Regions from separate parts of the Homo sapiens genome. Here all the other regions are linked to region 1. A link is an interaction called in ENCODE POLR2A ChIA-PET data of the cell type or tissue named here. Cell type or tissue: MCF 10A. All regions are shown on one strand.

The links. ChIA-PET counts read pairs that join two places held together with the same protein. Peaks named below come from ENCODE experiments on the same cell type or tissue, not always from the same donor. Only the 100,000 strongest peaks of a DNase experiment are listed, where the experiment ranks them.
Region 2: POLR2A ChIA-PET joins it to region 1 with 6 read pairs; 1 of 35 experiments calls an interaction of 5 or more read pairs at or near these places.
Region 3: POLR2A ChIA-PET joins it to region 1 with 6 read pairs; 1 of 35 experiments calls an interaction of 5 or more read pairs at or near these places.

The regions. Positions count from the first base shown.
Region 1 is chr11:94,850,032-94,854,031 of GRCh38, forward strand. AMOTL1 (angiomotin like 1) reads left to right here. Exons shown (of 13, transcript NM_130847.3): 7 at 83-228; 8 at 3,902-4,000. Among named protein-coding and RNA genes, the nearest start is that of AMOTL1, 84 kb to the left of the region's middle. In MCF 10A, no CTCF peak of the experiment used is centred here; a DNase peak (open chromatin) is centred at 2,380.
Region 2 is chr11:94,704,204-94,708,203 of GRCh38, forward strand. The region is part of intron 1 of PIWIL4-AS1 (PIWIL4 antisense RNA 1); the gene reads right to left. It also overlaps a transcript of AMOTL1 not described here. Among named protein-coding and RNA genes, the nearest start is that of PIWIL4-AS1, 34 kb to the right of the region's middle. RefSeq lists an enhancer at 1,781-2,980. In MCF 10A, no CTCF peak of the experiment used is centred here; DNase peaks (open chromatin) are centred at 2,198 and 2,888.
Region 3 is chr11:95,075,114-95,079,113 of GRCh38, forward strand. No RefSeq gene overlaps it. Among named protein-coding and RNA genes, the nearest start is that of SRSF8, 10 kb to the left of the region's middle. In MCF 10A, no CTCF peak of the experiment used is centred here; a DNase peak (open chromatin) is centred at 1,548.

The DNA.
Region 1 (4,000 bases):
CCTTGCCAGATGTCGACTGGCCGTGAGCCCAGAGGGTGTGCAATTTCTGATAGAGGTAGTTTTGTTCGTGTTTCCCTTCTAGACAAAGAATTCTTGAAGGAAAAGGAGAAATTAGAAATGGAGTTAGCAGCAGTGCGGACTGCAAGTGAGGACCATCGGAGACACATCGAGATCCTGGACCAGGCTTTGAGCAACGCCCAGGCCAGGGTCATCAAGCTGGAAGAGGAGGTGAGACCAGGCTGTGGGGATTTGGTGGGGAAGAGGGCAAGCAGAGCCCAGAGGGCTTCCACTTTCTTTTCCTAACCCACCTACTTTAACCAGAGCCAATTCCAAGGAGTTGAGACAGGGGAGGGATATGGGAAACTTCTCAAATAAAAGTGAATAAAAACAGAGTCTATGCATTCTAGAGCCAGGCAAAGTATGAAAAGCACATGGGAATCCCATCAGCAAAGCACTCACACTCGGTGTGAAGCCCAGCCTACAGCCCATCGGTTGACACGTGTCCTACTCAGTCATCATGCATTGCATTTAGTAGTTTCTGATGAAATCAACCCGTTAGCTTAAGTGTTATGAGGTAGCCTTTTCCTTAAAGCCTGACTGAGGAATTAAAATGACCATTTCCGAGGTCCAAGCCAAGGAATCCAGGCTATAGATGAAGAAGAAGAAAAGGAGCAGAGGCCTAGCCAGGCAGCCAGGGGCCAGCTGCCTCACACCTTCCAGCACCCTGTGGTGGTGGCGGCAGGTGCCTCTGTGTTACACAGGCTTACCTGAGCAGGATCCGTTCCAGGAAGTAGAAGCCCAAAGTCTATAAGAGTCTTAACTGAGAAAGTCTGCCTGAAGTGCTTAGCTTGTTGCTGGGCACAAAGGAAACAGTATTGTTACTAACCCAACTGTTGTTGAATTTAAAAAAACTGTCTCTTCAGAAAACCTCCCCCGATGCTAAGTAACAGGGATGTTTCATCAGATTTCAAACACAAGGATAAAGCAGCTGAAGAGGAAGATGATGGAGTAAACGAGGGTCTTGCCCATTGGAAGCCTTTAAAACCCCATAAGTCTTGCATAGAAACTACCATTTTAATACTAGCATAAGGCTCCGGGGCAACAGCCTTCCATGTTGCCACTAAGGAACGTATTAAATATGAAAACACTTGCCACAGAAAGTGACCTCAACCCCTTAAAGACAGGAGATCTGTTATGCCTAAGGGAGGCTGGGGCTTCTCATTATTGTCATCACTGAAATGACATCTCCATCTCCATGAGTGGAGCTAAGGAAAATCATGGTTTTTAAAATCTTTTAGTTTTAATATTTCTATTAAAGTAAAAATTAGTTGTGAGCTTCTTGAAGACAAGTTATAACAACCAATATGGGTCTTTTTTTTAAATCATTATATTTATGTGAAATCTTTGGTTGGTTGAATGTAGCCTCTCCAGAATGTCTCATAGGTCTGCTTCCAGCATCACTCCTTTCTAATTAGAGTTTCCTTTAAGGGTCTTAATTCAGTTCAGATACTGAGAGCCTACTGTAATTTACCATGATGGGTAAGAGTGAACTCTAGAGCAGACAGCTGTAAATGAGAATCCTGGCTCTATGGCCTGTCAGCTGTGTGACCTTAAGCAAGTCACGTAACCTTGAAGACTTTTCTCATCTCTAATGGAGATAATAAAGGACTTTACCTCCTCTTCCTGTTGTTACTTGGAGGATTAAATGAGATACTACATATAAAGCACAATGCTTGGCATGGTAGTGTTCCAACAGTGTTGGCTGATGTAATTACTGTTACTAATCATCCTCATCGGGATATATGCCTTGCTAGAATTAAGGTTGATACAAAGGTGAAGGAGACAGATTCCTGCCTTCAAGCTTCTTGCAATTGCTTAAGGATAGTATTTATTCATTTAACAAATACTTATTGGGTGCCTACTAAATGCTGAGCGCTATTCCAGGCATTGGGTACGCCCTGTTCACTCTGCCCAGTGGAGACCAAAATAGGCAAATCTCTTGGTGCTTATATTCTAGTAGCTGCACATTCAGAAAAGTATACTCAGTGGAAGATATGGTAAGTGGTGTATGAATCACACACACAAAATATTTTGTCAGATGAGGCTGCAGGAACCTTCACTTAGTAGGTCTTCAGAAGCCAGTGGAATTGAGCAATCAAAATCACAAGGAATGAAAGGGCCAGATGAAAATCAATCCCAAGAACAGGTGTAAAAAGTCTAAAGTTGCTCTCTCCTCCTTGAAAGGTCAAAGCATCTCCATTTTATTCCAGTGGCTTCAGCTAGGACAGGATATAGGTATAACTCACAGCAATGCTGCCTGCTGAGTCAGAAAGCTCACCTAGCAGCTAAATCACTAGCATGTTCCAGCTTGCCAGTGTCATCACTGAACTTAAGATTGAATACACCCAGGTGCGGAATGACAGGAAATAGCATCTGGTGTCTTCTCACCCAGGACCAAATCAAGTTGATGCCTAAGCCTGATTTTTGGCACTAGCCAGTTCTCAGAATGCTGTCAGTATGCCCAGGATTTATGAACATGGGCCAAACTCCTAATTGGAAGAAAACAAAGTGTGAGAGTAAGAGTTGGAAGTTGTTGGTCATAATTCTAAATCCATAGCTGATGTGACATTTCCATAAATTATTTTAACCTTAATTTCCATCTCCTCAGTTATTGTGTTGTTGAATATTCACTGTGCACTTCCCATCTCTTCAAGGCCCCAACTACCTATCTATAAAGGACTCTGAAATCTTTAGGACAAAGTTACTCCATAGATAACTGTAATAAGAAAAATTTTTTATTTATGCACACATACATAAATGGGTACACATACATATATAAATACATACCTAATTTCTCTATTATAAATGTAATTTATGCTTATAGAAAACTTGAAAAAATATAGAAAAGAATAAAGAATTGCCATTCTGTCATATAGATAAGCATGCTTAATGCTAAGTATTTCATTCCTGCCTTTTTTTCATGGATAGACATTGTTATGATAATGTTGTATATAATTTTTGATTCTGGATTTTTCACTTGACATTATAGAATAAGCATTTCTTCATGATGTCAAAAACTCTTTTTTTAATTCTATCTATTTTATGCTATTTTTAGTTTTACTTTAAGTTCCAGGATACAAGTGCAGAACGTGTAGATTTGTTACATAGGTCTACATGTGCCATGGTGGTTTGCTGCACCTACCAACCCATCATCCAGGTTTTAAGCCCCACATGTATTAGCTATTTGTCCTAATCCTCTCCCTCCCCTCACCCCCGGCCCCCAACTTGCCCTGGTATGTTTTGTTCCCCTCCCTGTGCCTATATGTTCTCATTGTTCAGCTCCCACTTACGAGTGAGAACATGTGGTGTTTAGTTTTCTGTTCCTGTGTTAGTTTGCTGAGAATGATGGCTTCCAGCTTCATCCATGTCCCTACAGAGGACGTGATCTCATTCCTTTTTATGGCTGCATAGTATTCCATGGTGTATATGTACCACATTGTCTTGGACATTTGGGTTGCTTCCATGTCTTTGCTATTGTAAATAGTCCTGCAATAAACATACGTGCAAAAACTCTTTATTTACCTCACTTCCAATGCCTGAAAATGCAGAAATTATTAAGCAATAAATGAGTATTGAGCTCAAAGCTGCACAAATTACCAAAAGCAGGTACCCCAGTAGAGTCTTCAATTTCATACATCCTAGCCATTGTAGGTATAACTGGCAGTCTATGTGTAAATCTTTTCTGTTCCAGTGCACTTGAAGGATAGGAGTAGGGCGGTGGGAGGTACGTGCACCTGTAGTTTAAATAGGATCTCCAGGTAATCTGACCCCACCTCCTCCACCCCAGCTTTGAGAATCAGTGGTCTAAATTCTGTGCTCTTTTTTACTCTTCTCCACTCAGTTACGAGAGAAGCAAGCATATGTTGAGAAAGTTGAGAAGCTGCAGCAGGCCCTGACCCAGCTGCAGTCTGCATGTGAGAAGCGAGAACAGATGGAGCGG
Region 2 (4,000 bases), 150 kb before region 1:
ATTCAGCAATGAAAAGAAACCAACTTCTGATACAAGCAACAACATGGATGAATGAACCCCCAAAACATGCTGAGTGCACACAAATTTGCATAAAAGAATACAATTTGTATGGTTCCATTAATATAAAATACTAAAACAGGCAAAACTAATCTGGTGAAAATCATCAGAAGATTGGTTATCTCTTGGGATGTGAGATAGGGGTTTGCTAGGAAGGGACATAAAGAAACTTTCCAGAGTGATGGTTATGTTCTGTATCTTGGTAGGAGTTTGGATTGCACAGGTGTATGTGTCTAGAGGAACTTGGAAATGATACACTTAAGATCTGTGCATTGCACTGTATACAGATTTTATCTGAATAGAAACAAAGAAATTGTAAATAAATATTGAACTCTGGCTAATAATATTGAAGTATTTGGGGGGAATATACTAATGTCTGAAACTTATTTTGAAAGACAATAACAAAAATAATTAAATGAGTTGCTGGATGGATAGAGAAATGAGCAGAGAATCAACATGGGATAAAACTAACGTGGCAAAATGTTAATTGAAGAAACCCGGTGGTAAGTATATAGGTGTTCACTGTACAATTATTCTGACTTTTCTCTAAGTTTGAAAATTTTAATAGGCTTTTGAGAACAAAAAAAAATTGAAGACAATTGGCAGATTACCCATTGGGTTGAGTCCTGGCCTTAGGAAAAGACATGAGAGTCTAGCTCATAGGCAAAGGAGGCTCCTGGGGAGGAAAGGAGGCTCCTGAGTCCAGCAATTGGCCTTCTTTGCTCCATTCTAACTTTGGCAATGAACCTAGAGGCTGAGACAAAGCAAATAACCAAGTTCTTTTTCGTTCTACAAGACCCACTGGCTCATGCTCTCTCCAAATGCCTCACCAACAAGATGGTGACTTTAAGCATTCTCAGCAGATCTATTCTAGAGACCTGGAATGGAAAAGGACTGACACCATTCACTCTCCTTCTGCTGAGCACCTACTGTATGGTACTCTCTTTGCTAGGTTTCAAGGACATTATGATGAACCAAATAAAAATGACTCCTGCCTTCATTGTTCTTACCATTGATGAAACGCTGCCCGTCTTCTACTCCTATCATTATTCACACCCCAAACAAAAGATTTGCAAGTTCCCTTTGTAAGCCACTTTGACATGTCTTAAATCTGTGATTTCGAAAATCTCTAATGTTGGATCTGAATACCTCTATCTAAATAAAAAGTGCATTTTTTCTTGTTTTAGCCTCTTTGGAGTGAAACTTGACACAGGAAAATCTCAAAGCCTCAAAATAGCTGAGCAAGAAATTAGATAGAAGCCTAATGACCCAGAGTCACCTTATACTCTCCTGAAATAGAAGCCTGGGAGAAAGGGCAGCTGGCTGCTGAGCTCAACCCTCTGCCCCACTTCCAACAGAGATCACACTCATTACCATTCCTTTCCCTAGCACCCCAGCCAGAACTCTTGTCCAAAGTTTAGACCAAGGACTTGGCATCAAGAGTAGGTGATTGGCCCACTGGGTAGCTTGAAATGACCTTGAATCCCATGTTACAAATCTAATTCCTCCAGCCTCACCTTTAACATACAGAAGAAAAAAAATCCTGTCTCTTTCTCCAAATCCTTCTGTTTAGAACGCAGGCATGTTTTGAACTGATATGTTAATATTACAAATGACCCCATATTGAATGAGTGGCATTATGTTCAACAAAAAGAAAATAAAAATTGGTTGCATTTTTGAGAAAGGCTGTCACACTTTTTCCTGTAGCAACTAACCTCCTTTTCTTAACTGAATATTTTTCCCTTTGCAAAGTCCAGTCACCTGTTTGTCACCTTTGCTTACAGATTCATAGCTCTGAAAATTTCTTAGCAATTTGGTCATTTCCAGCTTCTTACAGCCCCTCCTCCTGGCTGAAATACCTTCGCTTCTTCTTCCTCCCTGCTTCCACTTCCCCAGTAATTTTCACCTCTCAGAAAGTCTAAATATCTATTTTCCTTCCCTAGAGTACTGTTTTTCAGAGTTGGATTTGGGGGAGATAATGACATGACTCAAGGAAATAAGTGCATAATTTTTCTTTCTCTGGTGCCAGTTAAGGCAATTGGTGCCTTAGGATTTTCTGAAGCTCTTTGAAAACAACAGGGTTAGTCAGATTCCAGCGATTTACCTTCTGAAGGCTGAGCATGTCTGGGCAATGGCTGCATAATTTGGATGGAGTCATCACTGATGAAGCAGAGTTGGCTCAGCCAGGCAGCACTCGTTGCTCTTTTTAAACTCCACGGCACCAGGGATGAAGTCACCTTTCTTCTTTTAAAACGAACACATTTGCTCTGTGAGTCCCTGTCACTTCTGTTAGAACTTAGTATTTTTTCCACTGCCGGTCACCAGGACTTCTCACAGGTAAGAAAATTCTTATTTAGTGGGTTTCACTCTAGGGAACCTTAACACGAGGGGGGGATTTTGGAAGGCATCTATGGGCAGAGTTGGAATTAGATCAAGAAATACTCCATTGGGTGGGGAGGGTGGCTGTTTCCATGGCAGCCGGTCCCCACCTGGTGGGGTGGCAGACCATGGCTAGGCGAAGTCAGCTTTGAGCTGCAGTGGTGGGCTCTCACAGTGGGTGTAGGAATCTAATCGGGGCTTGGTATTAGGTGCCTATTCTAAGAGCTGTATAATGAGCATGTTAGTGAAGCAACTGTAAGTGGACTCCTTTGGGCTAGGGCCATCCATACCTCCTTTGCCTTCCTACTGATTGGGTAGACTCTTAGAGAGCTGATTCTTATAAAATATGTGCAGAAAAGCAGCTCTCTGGAGAGCCTTGATTTGCTGTTTCGCTGGTGTGAATGCTTCCCTTCTTTCTCAGGAGTGTAGCAGGAAAAAAAGGGGCCCAGGATGCCTGTTCTGACATGCAGGTACCTTGTTCAAACAATGGCTGTGCTGCCGCATGCAGGGCAGAAGTGTACAAACATATCTTAGTGCCTGACCCTATGAGTTCTTCCAAGAAAATATACATGAGGTCTCTCTCTCTCTCTCTCTCTCTCTCTCTCTCTCTCTGTGTGTGTGTGTGTGTGTGTGTGTGTGTGTGTGAAGGCAGACCCTGTGCTCCTAGAGACCACTGAAATCTCCCTGCAACACTTCCTATGAGTTATATGAGTCTCTGTCACTGATTGAATCATACAACTCTTATCAGCTTTGGAAGGCTCAATAAAGACATCTTGTTTATGACAGAGGTGCCTACAGGATGATAAACGGCTTTTGGAAAGAAAGTTGAACCACTGTCAAATGAAAATGTTGAGAATTGCAGAGCCCTTTATTTCTTGGCACAGAACCCTGCCACATATAGTATTTGGCACAATCATCTATAACCTATACAGGGAGCAAAGACTCATTTAGATAAGAGATGTTTGCTTTGTTTTAAATGCAATTGCATACTGGCTGCCAGTGCCTGGTTATACATTCACCTCAGACTAGACCATATCCAGAATTCATCCTCACCTGAAATCTGCTCCCCCTTCTGTGTCCCCTAGGTCTGTGAAAAGTTCCTGGTGGTAGATTTCTGGATTTCACCCTAAACACCCCTCCAAACTTCCTCACATTTTCACATCTGATTTGGGAACACATTCAGCAGATTCGAACTCCATATTATTTCTCAAATCCATCCATTTCTCCCCACCTCCACAGATATTACCCTAGTTTAAAGCCGTTATCAATTTTTTCTAGGAATACAGAAACCTCACATCTGGGCCTCCTCTCTCCAGTCTTACCTCCCAGCAGCATCCAGAATGATGGTTCTAAAATAATTGATCAGCACCTGCACAATCCAATCAATCACTAGTCTGTTGAGTCAGTCTTCTTAATATCTCTCCAAATGGTTTACATCTCTCTACCCCACCACTACTACCTTGGTCTAACCCATCAACACGCTTTGCCTGAGTTATTGCATTATCCCCTTAGCTCGTCCCCCCTGCTACCAGGCTCACTCCACTCCTAGTATAAGACGCTCTAA
Region 3 (4,000 bases), 230 kb after region 1:
ATGACCTTGCATCCTTGTTACGAGAAATTCCAGGAAGGCAATTACTCTGGATAGTAATAATGATTCTCTGTTAATTATTCCTTCCATCACCTCCTCCCTCACAGCCTCTTATTTTTCTTTTAATGGTGAAATAAATAAATGATGATGTGGTTTTGTGTTTTCCCTCTTGTCACAAACTCAGCCCATCCATTGGCATGCTGTGTATCATGTATACAAAGTTGATTCTGAAGCGTGATGTGTTTAGTAAAGCAAACCTTTCCCTTACTCACCACTTTTACCTTTCCAGCAGTTAGTTACAGAGGAAAACCGGATGTAGAGCCAGCTGAACAGCAATTGAATCTGGCCTTGCCACTTTGTGGTCATGTGACTTTCAGAAAAAAATCGTTGATTTTCTCTGAGCCAAAATTACAGTGCAGGATTTTTGTGAAGATATTGTGTGATGTAAATGTGACAGGCAAGTAGGAGGTGCTTGATAGATTTGAGCAAGAATTCTGTGCATTTATGCATTCTCCCTACCTCTAGGATAAGTCCGAGGGCAAGGACCTACTCTCATATCCTTTATTTCTGTGATGCTCAGTTATACCACTGTCCTCACCACCACTCCCACAGCCCTACCCATTACTTTTTTAATTAATGAGTTTTATTTTTTTAGAATAGTTTATGGCAAAACTGAGCAGAAGTTAGAGTTCTTCTATAGACCCTGTCCCCACATATGCATAGCCTCCCTCAGCAACATCCTCCACCAGAGTGGTGCATTTGTTACAGCTGATGAACCAATTGATGAACACACCATTATCACCCAAAGCTCATAGTTTATATTAGGATTCAGCCTTGGTGTTGCACGTTCTTTGAGTCTGGACAAATGACTTATAATGATAAGTATCCACTCTTATAGTATTATTCAGAGTAGTTTCACTGCCCTAAAACATCCTCTGTGTTCCACCCATTCATCCCTCCTTAACCTCTGGCAACCACTACTGTTTTTACTGCCTCTATAGTTTTGCCTTTTCTACAATGTCATATAGTTGGAATCACAGAGTATGTAGCCTTTCAGATTGGCTTTTTTCACTTAGTAATATACATTTAAATTTCCTCCATGTCTTGTGGCTTGAAAGCTCCTTTCTTTTTATTGCCAAATAATATTCCATTGTCTGAATGTATCGCAGTTCATTTATTCATTCATGTATTGAAGGACATCTTGGTTGCTTCCAAGTTTTGCAATTATGAATAAAAATGATGTAAACATTTATGTGCAGGCTTTTGTGTGGAGGAAAATATTCAGCTCATTTGGGTAAATACCAAAGAGCTTGCTTGTGGGATTACATGGTAAGAGTATGTTTAGTTTTATAAGAAACTGCCAAACTGTCTTCTATTACTTTCACTAGTAGGAAACTTCTTTTTTTCTCATGATCTACCCACGTATTTGTACAAAAGTTCACATATACTTATTTGCAAATTCCTCTCCTTGTTGTACTTGGCCTTGTTGCAATGCTGCCAGGGCAAGGTCAAGATTTCAAAAACAATCAGGAGCCAGAAGAGCCAACCTTTCTTCAGAACTCCTTCACTAGCTTATTGAGCAATCTTTCAGTAAATCATCTCTTTCCTCTGGCTCTCCACTTCCTTATTTGGGCAAAGGGAGCTCTTAGCTATTTGCACCTGTGCTAGAGTTGGCACACAACAAGTTCAGACCAAAGCAAACACAATTTGTGCTCAATAAATGTTGGCTATTATTACTTATAAGCCCACATTTGTAAGATGTGCATTAGAAACTACACTTGAATGCACACTTGTAGAGGTTGGTGTTTGGGTCTTGACTCTAAGATTTATTTTAAAATTTTAACTATAGGTTTTGACTGACTACCGGGCCACACTAAATTATTCATAAAGATTAACCATTACACTAACTATTTTGTGTATGTGTGAGAAGTCCTTTCCAGATATTTAGAAATAACTTCACCCTGATATGTATTTCACTGAGCTGTGACCATATAGAAATTAGAAGTTGGGGTTTTGTTCAGTGTTTTAGTTACCTATCATTGCTTTAAGTAGAAAACCACAAACAGTTGCTAGGAATTGGCTGCAGAGATAAGTGGGAAGGAAACCCATATAAGTTGAATAGAACCAGGGTAATGAACAGCCCCTCACTCCAGCTGCCTTGCAGATCCCACTCTGCTCACCAGCCTCTCAAGATGAAATTTCTAACATTCTCTAGTTGCTCCTCATTGCCACTGATCTGTAGCAACTGTCAGGGTAACACCTGGGGACCCTTCTCACTAATCCGCAGCAAGTGCTGGATGTTATGGAGATAAGCAGTTTCGGGTAGACAAAGGAGGGGAAAACCTGAGTGCTGTAGGGAAAGGGTGTCATTGTTAGAGGTGCCACCTTACAAAAATGTAATATTTGTACTACTGGTATCCTGGCATTCAGTTTCCTTGTGTCCTAATAGTTCAGGGCCCTCCACCCAAAAAAGTACCACACTCAGGCCTGTGGATCTCTGAGAGCATCTTTTCCTGTTCTCATCACAATCTTTTATTTATTTATTTAATTTTGAAATGGAGTCTTGCTCTGTCACACAGGCTGGAGTGCAATGGCACAATCTCTGCTCACTGCAACCTCTGCCTCCTGGGTTCAAGAGATTCTCCTGCCTCAGCCTCCTGAGTAGCTGGGATTACAGGCACGTGCCACCACACCTGGCTAATTTTTGTATTTTTAGTAGAGGGGGGTTTCACCATGTTGGTTAGGCTGGTCTGGAGCTCCTGACCTCGTGATCTGCCCCCCTTGGTATCCCAAAGTGCTGGGAGTACAGGTGTGAGCCACTGTGCCCAGCCAAAATCTTTTATTTTTTTGGCCCATCCCTCAGAGCCTCTTCTTAAAAGATTCACATTGCATCTGTCTATGTATTTCAGGACCCATTTATTCATTTACTCATTCAATAAATGTTTACTGAGAACCTACTGTTCCAGGCTCTGTTCTTGGAATTGGGGACACAACAGTGAAAAAGACAAGTTTCAACTCTCTTGGATGATCTATTCTCATTATCAAGAGTGATATATAATAACATGTCAAGTAATTGTAAGGGCTATGAGGAAAAATAAAGCAGAGTGAGGGGTTAGAGAGTAACAGAGGCTGCTTTATCTGATAGGATAGCTACAGAAACCTCCGGGGGATGTGGTCCTTGAACCTGTGACCGCGGGAATGGGGCTTCATTGTGGGCAGAGGGGCAAGTGCAAATGCCCTGAGATAGCAACATGTGCTCACAGATTAGCAAAGGGGCTGGCATGTAAGAGTGAGGGAGTAGGAGCCAAGGCAGGGATCTGAATGTGGGGATGAAGCAAGCATAAATGTCTTAACTCACTTAATGCATACTCCTCCAGAAACCCCTGAGCAGTTGGAGTGGTTGATGTTTCAGGTAAGCAGGGGGTGGAGGAACTTGGGGACCACAGAGCCCTTGAAAGCACTCATAATTCACAACCAACCCTGTGAATGGCTCTCTTTCCTACCAGATGCAAATCTTATGAGAGAAGGAATTATACTTTTTGGTTCCCTGCTGTGTCAGCTAACATGACATGTATCTGACTCCTACCAGGCACTTCATACTACTGTCTAATTGGATTGGACTCTAGCAGTCACAGCAGATCCCTGGCATTCACTAAGTTAACAACAGTCATTTCAGCTGCTTATGAGCAATCTCAAATCAGAGCCTGCGTAGGAATTTCCTGGAAAAACAGCTACTAGGTGGGAGATCAGGTATGAGAGTCAAACAGGCAATAGATTTGGAGTATTAAGGCTATGCACTGGAAAACCCTGGCTCCAGATAAGGATAATATTTAGAAAAGTGCTAGGATTAGGAATTTGCAAAGATCTCAGGATCCATTCCTTGTGAATATCAAGTGTCTACTCAATAAGTTTTTCCCACCTGAGAAACTCCTTAGGAACCAAGTGGCCTAACCTTGCCTCTCATGATGATATTACCTTAACTGTACTTACACTTGGCCATCTA